Regions from separate parts of the Homo sapiens genome. Here all the other regions are linked to region 2. A link is a contact called in ENCODE Hi-C or POLR2A ChIA-PET data. All regions are on one chromosome and are shown on one strand. Each heading gives the region's core, a stretch centred on a gene start or an enhancer-like site at or near the end of the contact. The rest is flanking DNA. Distances are from core to core; before and after follow the strand shown.

Region 1 (2,743 bases), core at 67-2,566, 620 kb before region 2:
CTGAGGCCTGCGCGGGGGAGGGGGGCGGGGGGGTCTGAGAACAAGATTGTGTCCGGGTCCGCTGAGAATACAGATTACACAGGGGCAGAACTTTGCCAGGTGTAGGGACTTCGATGCGTGAGTGTGTGGATGCAGGTGGGCGGGGGGAAGCTGAGACTACCACAGGGCCCCTACCCTGCTGCCATCTGGGCCACCCCACCAGATGTTGCCCAGCCTCGGCTTTCTCCCTCAGCCAGGGCCTATCCCTCAGGGTCCATCTCCTCACCAAGCTGAACTCCTGAGGGGTGCCCTCGTGGGGACAGTCCTGGAGACCCTTGTCTCCTGGCTCCCCAACTTCCTCATCGCCCCACATCTGCCGGAAGGTGTCCTAGGTCCGGTCCCTCCTCCTCCTGCCTCTTACTCATCATCACCCTAGGCGCAGACACACACACACACACACACACACTGACACCACTTGACCCCACACGCACACCATGGCGCCAGCGAGCTCGGCTCGTTCTCAGTCACTTGGGCTCCTCTCCCTCTATTTCACACTCACAGTAACGGGTGGCCCTGGCCCTGCGCCGGTCACGCCCCAAGCCACGCACTTCGTGACCCCAGTGACCCCGGGTCTTTCCCTCACACAACACACGCACACACGCTGCCTGTCTCCCACACACAGAGCCCCTCTGTGTCGCCCGCTCGGCCCGGCGTCACCGCCCAGTGTCCCAGCCACACGTTCGCCCGGCCAGGCCGCCTCACGCGCCGTGTCACCCACAGTCACGGGCTGACACCATCCAGACCCCCCCTTGGCCGCCCCGCGCCGCAGCCGCGCCGAGGCGCCGCCGTCCAGCCCGCACCACAACCTGGTCTCGGTCCAAGTTTCCCGGGCCGGGGACCGCTCCGGGCCCCGCCGGCCCCTCACACCGCAAGTTCCGCTGCTTCCCCGCGCGCCCCCCGACAGCCACCACGCAGGGCCGGCCCGGAGTCGCGGCCGGAGGACCTGCAGGTCACGGGGCTCGGAGACTGGCGGTGGCCGGTGCGCGGAAGGCGCCGGGACAGGACGCGAGGCGGGAGGAGTGGGGTGGGGGGGCGCGCGGCCGGGCTGCCGCATCCGCCGAGCCCGCGAACTTCCTCAGAGACACGGGGAGGCAGGGGGCGCCACTAGGGTCCGTATCCCGCTGGCCCGGCCGCGGAGAGCAGACTCTGGATGGGCGCTCCGCGCGCCCTCCTTACCTGGCTGCGCCGCGGCAGCTCCAGCTCGGCTCCCCGTTCGACTCGGCGCCGCGGCCCGGCTCGGCGAGCGCCCGGACAGCCGCGCAGCCTGCGCGCCTTTTGAATGAATCGCCGGCTGGGCCGGGAAGGTGCGCAGACCCGCCCCCGCGCGTCACGGCCGCTCCGCCCCCGACGTCAGAGCGCGGTCTGCGCCCCGCGCCCGACTCACCCCGAGCCGCGGAGGGGCTCGCCGCTCTGCCGCTGGGCGGTGCTGCTCTACGTCGCCCTCTCTCGCGCCCCTGGGAACTGCAGGGGGCTGCGCGGGACTGGGCGGCGGTGCCCAGAGGGCCTCTTGTATCCGCCTCTTCAAGGCTCTGAACCAAGCAAGGAGTTGTGCGAAGCAAGATAAAGAGACTGGAGACTGAGATACTCCTCTGGGTCCTCTCAGCATTGCCAGTGTAACTAGAGCCACCTCTGCCCCTTTCTGGGCTTCATCTTCCTCCTGCCAGTTGGTGGCCAGGAAGAATAACCTCACTTTGCTTTGTTGACGAGGCCCAGGCCCAACCCTGGAAACCCTCACCTAGTTGGCGAAAAGGCCTGGTGAAGGTGAGTCTATAAAGGAAGCCCACACGGTGGGCTTCGGCACATCCTTCAAGGCCTAGTGAAATCCTCCAGGAGGCGTCTCCTGCCTCCACTCCCCTACTCCCCGCACCACTTCTCTGTGCCAGGGTAGTTAGTTTCCCTCCAGCAGGACAGGTGACTCAGTGCCCCCCTCCCTACTACAGCCATCCCACCCTGCCAGTTTCCAATGCCAGTCATCACAAACTCCAGGCAGTATTCACACTGTATTCCGACTCCGAATCGTGTCCCCTGGAGTTGTGCTACAGGGTGTGCCAGGACTGGAGGGAGCAGCTCAGTGGCCCGTTCCCCCTCTCAGTACTATTCAGGGGATCTCAGGCGGTCCTCCTGGGACAGTAGGGCTGATGGGAGACTGAGACACCAGGGAGGACCTAGTGCTGGGCCAGAGGCCTGGCTGGGGTCAGGATAATCACAGCCCATGACAGAGATGGAGAAAGGAAGGTAAATAAGTCAGCTGGGGATAGATGGCTGGGGGTGGGGTTCTAAACAGTCATAGAATCTGAACCCAGGGGCTAGGAGACGGAAAAGGTCAGGTCCCCAGGGTCCAGGAGATTCCAGGAGGCGAACTGGACACCGCATGGGGAGGGGAGCAGGGGATGAGTTTTCATTTCCCTGGGTCATGCTCAGGTTGTGGGGGAAGGGCATAAGGAGCTACAGGTCATTGATGTCAGGATCATGACATCAGCACCCTCATATGTCAATGGAGACCTCCAGGGCTGGGGCAGGGGTTCTTCCAGGGTCCCACATCCCAGCCTACGGAAGGCCAGAGCATCCAGAATGCCTCCACTCCTGGAAATGTTTTCTTTGTAAGGGGACCATCTACACCCCAGCTCTAGGTTCTAGAGTTCAAATGGTGGCAATTTCAGGTGTCGTCACTCAATAAACCAAATGGGGAAGGCCAGGTGTAGTG
Region 2 (2,700 bases), core at 157-2,656:
TTTTGAAGACCTCAGGACTGTGTTAACAGAAATGGTAGGGTCCCCAGACCCCCTATCCCCTTGCCAGTGGTCAGATGCCAGCCTTCTCACCCTGTGCTGCACCTCGCTGGTCTGAAGTCTAGAGGGACGCCTGGGCCTCCCCTGTGATCTGTGGCCCCCAGGTGCCCTCTGCTGCCCAAGGGACACCCCTGCTGCCAGGACCAGAGGAGGGGCCTATGCTCTGCTCCTCTGCAGTGTTTTTGACCCCATATGAACTTGGGGCCCGGAAGTTCTCCGCAAGGTCTGGCCCTGTTCTCCCCTCCCGGAAAGCTCCTTTGCCTTAGCCCTACCACCAGAAGACACGGTCTACTCAGTCAACTCTTTCCCAGAGGGACAGGGTGAATGGCCAGTGGGGGGCAGGCAGGAGATTCTAGAACTCATAAAAATGGGTTGCTTCCCAGCTTTGCCCAACACTGGCTTTGTAACTTTGGGCAAGCCCTCAGACTTCTTGGAGCCTTATTTCCTAACCCATAACCTGGGATGATAATTTTTGCCATCAAGCAGAATGTAAGGATTGAGATAAAAGGAATAAATTGCCCAGCACTGGGACTAGCATGCAGTAGGTGCTCCAATTAATGACACTTTCCTCTTCTCAGGGGGTAAACCCTCATCCCCCGCAATGTGAGATCTGTTCTTCCAAATATACCCTTTGTGCATATAAAGAAATTGAAGCCCAGGGAAGGTCTCTGGCGTGGCTGGCCCCGGAGGTGTTCTGGACACAGGACCCAGAAATGTCTGCCAAGCTTGGTACCCTCATCTGTGTATGTGCTGGGAGGATGGGTGGGAATCTCCTGTTCTCTAGGTGTGGGTGCTGGAACCTCAGGCTGCAGCCTTCCGCTGAGGGATCCTTGGGAGGTGTGGCTGGGTGGGTAGCTTCCCCACAACCCTGCCTGTGGGCACCCAGGGAGGGAAGTGAGATACCCTTGAAGAATGTGGTGGAGGAAGGATTTCCTAGAGGAGGTGGTCAGGCACCACTGACGGCCTTCAACTGCCTCCTATCCCCCTGGGGGTGTGGCCCTCTTGTGGGTGGGGTGTATGTCAGGGCAGACTCACCAGAAGAGGGGTGGCGAGAGCAGGGAGACTCAGGGAGAGGTGGACTCAGCGGGCGAGGTGGCGGGGGTTAGACCTGAGCCTCAGGAGACAGTCGGAAGACCCGCAAGCAGCTAGAGGGGCAGGAGAGAGACACAGACCGACGGGTCCGGCGGGCGGGCCAGGCCAACCAACTCCAGGACCGTGACTAGGCGGGGGGAGGGGCCGATGAGGGGGCGGGGCCCTGCCCTGCCCTGCCCCAGCCCCACCTTCCCCTCCCCGGGAGTCACGTGGGGCGGGCGGAAGCGCCCGGGGGGGTGGGCGCGCCCGGCCCCTTGCTGCAATTTGGCGGTGGCGGTGTAAGTCGGTGGCGGCGCCGGTACGCCTGGTCCCCGCGTGGAGTCTTTACTCAAAACAGGTCAGTGCGGCTGCCGGAGCCTCCCCGTCTGCAGGCCCCTCGCCACATTGGCCTGCAGTTTCCCCATTCTGCAGAAAGGAACGCCGAGGCCGCGCGCTGCTTCTGCTTCCCCGGGTCATCTTGTCTGTTTACCTTTTTGGGCGTGATGGGGGGGTCGCCTCTTGAGGATAAGCCAGCGGGCCAGAGACGGTAGGGAAGGGGGGTGAACCAGCGGGACCCGGGGCTTCCAGCCCGTAGCCCTTTGGCGTGAAGGGTCTCTGGAGTCAGCCGCCCTCGGGCGCCTTGGGGTTCCCATCTGTGAAGTGAAGGCTCCCACCTCGTTGGCCGCTGAGACCTTTACATTTCTGGAGATCTGTACGACCCTATGCCCTGGGCCTGGGGCTCCAGTGACCTTGGGCAGGCTACTTCCGGTCTCTGCATCTCAATTCCCCACCAGTAAATGGGGCATGGCTTCCCCAGAGCCCCTACCTGGCCCAGTTGCTGGTGAAAGAAAGTATGTGCTCAGGGAATGGGGTCACGCTGGGAGTGGGGTGGTTGGGCCTGGAGAGAGCAGGCTTAGGGTGCAGCCTGGGGGCAGGGGATGGGTGTTTGGTGCAGGGCCGGCGGGGAGGGGGGGAATCTGGCCAGAAGCCATCACGCTGTGGTTTCTGCTATATACCGTCCCTTCCCCCACATCCCATATCCTGGGGAGCCTTCCCTGATCCCAGATAGGTGGGAGGGGGGTGCTTCAGGGCCAGATACCTGGGGGTACTCGGAAGGATTTGACTCTTTGGTGGGTCCCAGGGTCCCAGACTGAGGCACTCATGATACCTGTTCGCGGAGAGTCCCCAGAGGCCAGGCTGGGAGAGACTGCCCAGCAAGATCATCACAGGGTAGAAGGAGCCCAGCAGAGCCTTGAAGACAGGTGTGGACAGGTGCAGGCCCCAGGGGAGGGGATGACTGGAATGGGCTTGGCAGTTAAGTGGCAATTTACAAGGATAAGGACCCTCCAAAGGCGAGGGCGTAGCTTGTGCAAAGTCAGGAATTTGGATGGTGTGTCTGAGGAATGGCAGAAAGGTGGGTGTGGCTGGCAGAGGTGTAGAGAGAACTCATCCTGTGTCCCATTCCTGGCTGGGGATTGTCAGGACTGGGCCTGGGGACCTTGCCTCCCCATTGGCTACTTGCATATTGGAGTAGTTTAGGAAGGGGGTGTCCCAGGCAGAGTACCGGTGACT
Region 3 (2,762 bases), core at 249-2,748, 850 kb before region 2:
GGGCATTGTGGCTCATGCCTGTAATCCCAGCACTTTGGGAGGCTGAGGCGGGCAGGTCAGGAGGTCAAGAAATCGAGACCATCCTGGCCAATATAGTGAAACCCCATCTCTACTAAAAATACAAAAATTAGCTGGATGTGGTGGCGCGCGCCTGTAGTCCCAGCTACTCAGGAGGCTGAGGCAGGAGAATCGCTTGAACCCGGGAGGCAGAGGTTGCAGTGACCTGCGATCGCCCCCACTTTACTCCAGCCTGGCTATAGATCCAGACTCCGTCTCAAAAAACAAAAAAAACCTACGTGCAATCTGACACCCTTTCCCCCAAGATAATCATTGCTAATATTTTGGCGAACCTCTTTCCTGAAATCTCTCCATGCTTGTAGAATATTGTGTCAAACCTCACATAAATGCACTCGTGTAGACATGCTGTTGTGTAATCAACTTTTTCCCCGAAGAATAAATTGTGAATAGCTTTTCATGTCAATAGATTTATATCATTTTAAATGGCTCCTTAGTATTGCATTGTATGTATATGTCACGTCTTATTTAAGCAGCACCCTATCGATGAACATTTACTCCCTTCATAATTAACTACGTCATATAACAACTTTGTGCATTCATCTTTTCGAAATTGTTCGATCATCTTTTTAAGGTAAATTCTTAAAAGTAATGGAGCTGGGTCAAGAAGAGGATATGCCCTTTGTCGTTTGGATTCAAGTTGCCGAATCGTCCTCAAATTTGCAGGGAGACCAGCGAGGAAGCTCCGGCATTAGTTCTGGTGAGAGACAGCTGAAACGGAGATGGCGAGGGATGAACAGAATCACAGGTGATCTAGCCCATCAAGGCCCATCCTCGGTGGGCTGGCGTATTCCTTCCCTTTTGCCTCTCTTTCACTTCTTTTTCTTAACATGGAGGAAGAACCGAGAACTCCATCTCCCAGCATTTCGCAGGGACCACACTCCCTGGGAACTGTAGTACCGGGTCTGAGAAGGGTCCGGAAGGAGAATAGGAAGCTGAGGGGCATGCTGGGAGGTGTAGTCCAGAGACAGAGACGAGAGGGAGAGGGAGAGAGGGAGAGAGGGAGAGAGGGAGAGACAGAGAGTGTGTGTGTGTGTGTGGGCGGGGGGAGGGGGGTGTCTATGCAAAGAGGATGGAGACGCTGCGAGTACGGCCCCTTGGGGATGGGGCCTCGGGCGACCTGACTTTCCTCACAGGTGGTCTTTGAGTCTACAAAATTCGCCAGCGGATGGTTGGCTTTATTCCACTGTCCGTGACCGGAGAGGGCGCGGCCCCTCTGCACCGGGCTCGCGGCGGGAGGCGCAGGCCGCGCGCGGGCTAAAGCAGGGCATGCCGGGAGTTGTGGTCCCGGCGCTCTGAGGCTGTGGGACGTGTCGCGGCGCCGCGCCGGCTCCTCCTTCCCTGCCCTTCTGAGCGGTCCCCCGCCTCCTCCCTCCGCCTCCTCCTCCCTCGCCCGCAGCCGAGCGTCCCCTCCCCCCACCCGTCGGGCTCCTCGGCGGCTACTGCAGAGGATTCAGAGCCGAGTCGCTGAGGAGGAGGCTCCGGTCCCCGCGCGCCATCCGCCACCCTACTGGACACGGGCGAGAGCGTCGCCGCCGTAGCCTCCGGAGAAGACAAGGGCATCGCCGCCTCAGCCGCCGCCGCCGCCGTTTTCGCCTGCAGCTGCTCACCGGTGAGGAGACTCCCCCCGCCACAGGGTCCGCTGGTCCTGAGTCTGGGCCGGTGGCGCTGGCGAGAATGAGAGGGGAGGCTGCGGAGCCCCCGTGCAGGTTGGGGGGAGGGGGTTGAGGTCGCGATGGAACGGCGGGCTGGCGGGGGAGACTTGTCCAGGCGCTGGCCGGGGGTGGGGTGAGGGTGGGACCCAAGCAGGTTGGGGGGCGGGCGACAAGGGAGGAGGACTTTTGATGGAGAATAACCCAACCTGGGACAGGAGAGTGGGGTGGGGGCGTCGGGTTGGAATTCGGGATGGTCTTGGGGCGAGGTGGAAGATGAGACTAGGGTGGGATGGCTTTTAATGGGGGAGGGGACTGAATGAGGGTGGTGATTTGGGTTTGGCCTGGAGCAGTTGACAGCTTGGGATCTGAGCTGGGGTGAGGGGCAGGGGAATGATTTCAACGGAGAGTGAGTGGCATGTACAGGGTTGGTTAGGGCCCTGCGTAGTGTTAATTCAGAAGGGTGGAATTTGGGGTGGACCTGGGGCAGGATGATGGAGGTGGCAGGAGTTGGGGGTGAGGGGCTTGGCATGGGTTGAGACCCAAGCTTGAAGTGGGTGTTTGTCATCTGGGGCTGGTGGAATTTGTGGAGACTTATGGAATAGCATGGGTTAGGATAGAGCAGAAGAGTGCAATTTGGGGGTTTCCTGGGGTGGGCTGATGGAGGTTGGAATAGGAGTTGGTGGAGGTGGGACATTCAGTGAGGGGAGTGTGATGGTGAGCTGGCAGGAAGGGGCCACATTGGAAGTCAGGCCCGAAATGGGAGGACAGGGATGGAAATGGAGTGTGGGGCACAGTGGGTTGGATTTAGGGTGATCTTACAATCACTGGAAAGGGCATGGTGGCTCCTTGGTTGCAGAGTCAAGGCAGAGGGCACATAAAACATCACTGGGCTGCTTTCATTGAAAGGATAGCGGCAGGGGTGAGCAAAGTTGGGGGATGGTATCTTGAAGAAAATATCCCTTGGCCAAGGTGGCAGAGGGAGTTTTGGAGAAGGACTTTCGGAGATGAGCTGGTAGGCCTGGGGAGGTGGTT

Evidence for each region. Hi-C counts contacts between places; a loop is a spot of excess contacts on that map. ChIA-PET counts read pairs that join two places held with the same protein, here RNA polymerase II (POLR2A). Pooled maps may share reads with other maps.
Region 1: a loop to region 2 is called in a pooled map, with 4 times the contacts of the local background. The contact joins the promoter of RELT here to the promoter of ARAP1 in region 2. A Hi-C loop is called at or near these places in 4 of 37 single-sample maps with no recorded cell type and 6 of 50 pooled maps.
Region 3: a loop to region 2 is called in a pooled map, with 8 times the contacts of the local background. The contact joins the promoter of FAM168A here to the promoter of ARAP1 in region 2. A Hi-C loop is called at or near these places in 6 of 50 pooled maps. POLR2A ChIA-PET finds 5 or more read pairs at or near these places in 2 of 52 experiments (A549 and OCI-LY7).

The regions. Positions count from the first base shown.
Region 1 is chr11:73,374,972-73,377,714 of GRCh38, reverse strand. RELT (RELT TNF receptor) reads right to left here and starts at 1,316. Exons shown (of 11, transcript NM_152222.2): 1 at 1,216-1,316. RefSeq lists an enhancer at 337-631 and silencers at 797-876, 967-1,256, 1,287-1,596.
Region 2 is chr11:72,751,114-72,753,813 of GRCh38, reverse strand. It overlaps ARAP1 (ArfGAP with RhoGAP domain, ankyrin repeat and PH domain 1), which reads left to right and starts at 1,406. Exons shown (of 35, transcript NM_001040118.3): 1 at 1,406-1,486. RefSeq lists enhancers at 766-995, 1,606-1,725 and a silencer at 1,266-1,555.
Region 3 is chr11:73,596,848-73,599,609 of GRCh38, reverse strand. It overlaps FAM168A (family with sequence similarity 168 member A), which reads left to right and starts at 1,498. Exons shown (of 8, transcript NM_015159.3): 1 at 1,498-1,687. RefSeq lists silencers at 1,055-1,284, 1,415-1,544 and an enhancer at 1,436-2,164.